Regions from separate parts of the Homo sapiens genome. Here region 1 is linked to region 2. Evidence: read pairs that join two places in POLR2A ChIA-PET (ENCODE). Cell type or tissue: OCI-LY7. All regions are shown on one strand.

Region 1 (2,500 bases), 100 kb after region 2:
AGTTTTATGTTTTGCATGTAAGTTCATGATGACATGTTTTTAAAAGCCTGAAATAGGGAAGAAACTTGAAGCTTGTGGTTCCACAAAAGAAACAGCAAGAATTGCTTCTCATAGGACCCCAGCATGGACAAGGCACGGGTTGAGATGGTTCTGGGGTACAGAGAAGGGGTGCTGCAGACAGTGCCACTTTGGTGTTGTAACAAATCATTTTTGGGGTGGGTGAGGAAGGGCTGCGTTAAAGGGCCAACTCCTCAATCCCACCCATACCCATCCTTAACCCTCCCGGAGCACTGTCAGGTCATATGCTGAAGGCTTGAGAAATTGCGTGGTAAGAGATATTGTAAATCGTATGATTGGGAGATCAAAGTCTTTCAGTTGGGGCAGGAAGCAGGCCTGGTTTTATTTTTAAAGGCACATCAGTGGTATCCCTCCCCAGAGGAGGAGAGGATCTTGTCTTAGAGGCTGCAGCCAAGTGCTGAAACAGCTTCCTCCTTTGCCTGGAACTGCAGAGCTGTCAGGAAGCTGGCATGTGAATCTCAGGGAATGTGCCAGTGGCCAGTAGAGGTGAGGGGCCCATGTGTAACCTCAGAGGGAGCTTTAGCGCTGCAGCACCCACAGTCCCCTCTCTGTCTTCATAGCCGCAGGCTGTCTGGTCTGGCTTACTGTGCCACTGTCACTCCAGAGAGCGGCACAGCCTGGAGTCAGAGGATACCTATGCTTGCATCTTGGTTAGCTGGGTGACTTCATACCAGGGTCTTAACCTCTCTGATTCTGGAGTAGGTGGTGGCTTCTCTGGCGTGGTGGTAAGCAATGAGCGAACAAGTTTCTTTTGTTCCCTGGAGAGTGCTCAGTTCTGTGCCTTTATACTTACTGCCTGAGGAAATAAGAGCCACTCTCACCCACCTGTTTAGGATGGGGACATGGCCGCTGACCACTCCAGTCATCCTAAATATAAATAGAGGTGGTCTGGCTGGGCCCTCTGGCAATGCTGTGTTGACATGCTGTGGGCTGAGGGCCTGGAAGCCTACGTGTGGGTGTGGGCCCCTGGCAGGACTGGGGATGAACAGTGGCTTGCGACAGGACATTCCCCTTCTTGTTCCCTCTGTATCTGCAGAGTCAGGTCCTGCCTCTGCTCCAGTCACATGGTGTGGCCCCAGTGTAGGGTTATCCCTGTCCCTGGTGGATGCCGAGAAGAGGTGGGAGGTATGGGGTGCTATCAAGAGAAGCTGTCTTCCTCAGGTTTCTTCTGCCCGCTTCCCTGGTGAGGCAGTTCCACATCCTGACTAGGAGTGTGGGATATGGATTCCTGTTCCGGGCTCCAGTCCCAACTGCACTGCTTACTGCTGTGTAACCTTCAGCAAGTGAGTTGACCTTTCCGTGCCTTAGCATCCCCATCTGTAAAATGGGGACGGTAATAGTGGCCGCCTCTGGGGTTGTCATGAAGATTAAATGAGGGAAGATGTTAAGAGCGAAGCCAGCGCCTAGCTACTGGTAAGCACTAACAAAATGTTAGATTTGTTCCCACTGTTCCTGCCATTATGGCTACTCCTGCCACCCCTTCTACTGGAAAGAAAATGCAGTGTGACTCCTCCATAGCTAAGCATCAAGGGCAAGCTCCCTGGACATCCATGGCCCTGTGCAGCATTGGAACCACTTCCTGGAGGCCGCAGAAGCACCAGGGCTCCATTCCAGACTCCGGCTACAAAGGCCCTTTGAAGTTTGCACCACCTGGAGCAGGCTTTTGTGCCATGAGAGTGTCGGGGGCAGGGGGTTCAGGAGGAGGTTCTGTGTGGAAAACCCTCCTTTGTGCCTGGTGGACTGGTGGTGGAATGCTCAGGCCACCCTGGGCTGTACCAACCCTACACAGCTCTCCACCACACTTCTTAGTCTGCTCTGCACTTAAGGATTAGGTCCCAAAGTTCATTGTCTACGTTTTCATTAACTGCTTTGTAAATATAAATTTAATGTCACATAATTGACAGGCAGTATGCAAAATGGGGTGGGGATTCCATTATCATCGTACTGTGAGAACAACATCCTGTATTCCCTATCTTTTTTTCTACGTGTATCTTCTAGAGAGGGACAGTCATGTGAATTGGTGGGCTGTGTGCCCTGCTTTTGGTTTAGCATGGTGGCATGGACAGTCTCCAGGTGTGTGAGTGCTGCAGACCGCTTTGCCCAAGGCTGAGATGGAAGGGTGGCTGTGAGAAGGAGGTTCATTCTGCTCCCTTTGGGAATTTGGCGTGAGGTCAGCATGTTTCTCAACAGTGGTTCCATTTTTTCAGGTCCTAGTTGGTGAGGTCAGAGGAACAGAAACCACAATAGCTCATGTCAGAGCTCATTGGTCTTGGACTCCTGGGTGACCCCCTCCCCCAGTTGCTGACCAGTCCCTGTGGAACTTGGGCAGAGGAGGTCCTTGCTGTGTGAAGTGCAGTATCTCCATCATTTCACACCCCTGGGCTCGGGACTTCCCACCTCACCCTAGTTGGCGGAGCCTTCT
Region 2 (2,500 bases):
GAAATCAGAGATATTTCTTGCTACTCAAAATGTGGTCTGAGGATCAGCAGCACCAACATCACTTGGAAGTTTGTTAGAAATGCAGAATTTCAGACTCCACCTTACTGAACTAGAACCTGCATTTTAACAAGATGCCCAGGTGATTTTTGTGTGCACATTCCAGCTGGCGAAACCCTAGAATCTCTCTAGTGTGGTAGGTGGAGAGGTTGTGAATGCTCTGGCCTACTGCTTTACCTCCTTAAACTACACCCACCATTCCCACAATTCGAGTACTAAACAACCCTCCCTTCATTCCCCTAACGTTCTTCAAGGAGCTCGTGCTTTGGCTTGTGGCTTCCTTTATGGGAGCAAAGGCAGCTAGGGAGAGTCCTGTCTTATCTGAGAGGCACTATTACGGTTCATCAGCATTTAATCAGGAGGCTCTGTCATGAGCGGGTTTGCTGTACTCTTTCAAGAAAAAGCAAACAATTAGCACAGAAAAGATATGGATAGATACATAGAAGGATTTGGTTTTCCCTTTCCCAGGAGCCAATTACAAGCTGACAAAACCAGCTATCAAAGCTTGCAGTTAATCTTTTAGAGTCAACATCTGCTGAAACTGCTTCAATGCAGTGTGGCCCTTCTGATGGGCATTTGTGGATTGGAGCTCTTCCCAAAGTCATAGGCTTTTCCTGAGAAAAAGTCATCTTTTCCAGTATGAATTACTAGAATGTATAAGACTTGGACCTTGCTTGACTGCTAACTCATCTGTCCCCAAATCTTTGAAAAGCAGTGCCTCCAAATGGAAAACACAAGTTCCCTCTCTCATTTTTTGATTTAGAAGCCCCAGGAAAAAGCGTGGGAAAAGTCACACCGGAAAATCACACATTTGAGATTCTGTTTGACTGAAATAGAAACTGAGATTTGCTAGGAACTTCTTGGATCAAAGAAGTGGTGGGGTAGGGTCGTGGTGGTGGGTTGGAGTTAAATGGCAACTTTCCCAAGCAACAACGGAAGGGTCTACGAGAAAGTGTTTCTTTTTCTTAACGCCCACCCCTCATAAACCAGCAAGGAAAACATAGCAAGGAGGCTGGTGGAGTGGCTCATGCTTGTAATCCCAGCCCTCTGGGCAGCTGAGGTGGGAGGATACCTTGAGCCCAGGAGTTCAAGACCAGCCTGGGCCAGGTGGTGAGACCTCATTTCTACAAAAATAAATTTTTTTCTTTCTTTCTTTTTTTTTTTTTTTTGAGAAGGAGTCTCGCTCTATCGCCCAAGCTGGAGTGCAGTGGTGACTACAGGTGCCCACAACCACACCCAAATAATTTTTTGTATTTTTAGTAGAGATGGGGTTTCACCGTGTTAGCCAGGATGGTCTCTATCTTCTGGCCTTGTGATCCGCCCGCCTCGGCCTCCCAAAGTGCTGGGATTACAGGTGTGAGCCACCGCACCCAGCCAAAAATAAAAATTTTAAAAAATCAGTCGGGGCCAGGCACAGTGGCTCACGCCTGTAATCTTAGCACTTTGGGAGGCTGAGGCTGGTGGATCACTTGAGGTCAGGAGTTCAAGACCAGCCCGGGCAATGTGGTGAAACCCCATCTCTACAAAACATACAAAAATTAGCCGGGTGTGGTGATGCATCCCTGTAGTCCCAGCTACTAGCGGGGCTGAGGTGCGAAGATCGCTTGAACCTGGGAGGTTGAGGCTGAAGTGAGCCCAGATTGCACCACTGCACTCCAGCCTTGGTGGCAAAGTGAGACCCTGTCTCAAAAAAAAAAAAAAAAAAAAAATTAGCCGGGCATGGTGGTGCGCACCTGCAGTCCCAGCTACTTGAGTACTGAGTTACTGAGTCCTGGAGTTCAAGGCTGCAGTGAGCTATGATCATACTACTGCACTGCAGCCTAGGTGATAGAGAAAGACCCTGTCTCTATAAAAACAAAAACAAAACCCTGAAAACACAGCAAGGAGAAGTATTATAACCATAGGCATTGCATGCAAAGGCTTTGGGGGACAAGATGACATCGAAGTTGAATTTTGCAGGGCAAATGAGTTAGAGGAGAGGAAAAGTGGTCAAGAGGACCATTTTTTCTTAAAATATAACTCACATACCATAAACATCACCCTTTTAAAGTGTACAGCTCAGTGTTTTTAGTATATTTACAAAATTGTGCAACCATCATCACTATCTCATTCCACAACCAGCATTCATCACCCCAAAAAGAATCCCATAGCATTAGGAGTCACTCCCCATTCTCTCCTCCTCCTAGCCCCTGGCAACTAATCTACTTTCTATAACAAGACAATTTTTAAAACAGAGAAAAAGCAAGCCTGCCAGGTGATGAGGTAAAAGTTCTTCACAATTAATAAGAGTAGCTCAAAGGTATTCTTTCCCCATTTTAAAATCCAGCTATGGTGAGGCCATCAGATCAGGAGACTGGCTGCCATTGAAAAGACAGTTTGTTATTCACAGTTCTCAAGAGGAGGGGCAGGGTATGTCATGCAGGGCCAGGTCGAGAAGCACCAG

What was found. Peaks named below come from ENCODE experiments on the same cell type or tissue, not always from the same donor. Only the 100,000 strongest peaks of a DNase experiment are listed, where the experiment ranks them.
Region 1: POLR2A ChIA-PET joins it to region 2 with 5 read pairs; 3 of 35 experiments call an interaction of 5 or more read pairs at or near these places.

The regions. Positions count from the first base shown.
Region 1 is chr3:66,431,480-66,433,979 of GRCh38, reverse strand. All of the region lies in intron 3 of LRIG1 (leucine rich repeats and immunoglobulin like domains 1), which reads left to right. Among named protein-coding and RNA genes, the nearest start is that of LRIG1, 68 kb to the left of the region's middle. In OCI-LY7, no CTCF peak of the experiment used is centred here; no DNase peak of the experiment used is centred here.
Region 2 is chr3:66,532,473-66,534,972 of GRCh38, reverse strand. No RefSeq gene overlaps it. Among named protein-coding and RNA genes, the nearest start is that of LRIG1, 33 kb to the right of the region's middle. RefSeq lists an enhancer at 2,187-2,500. In OCI-LY7, no CTCF peak of the experiment used is centred here; a DNase peak (open chromatin) is centred at 1,212; H3K4me3 peaks cover 391 bases; H3K27ac peaks cover 896 bases.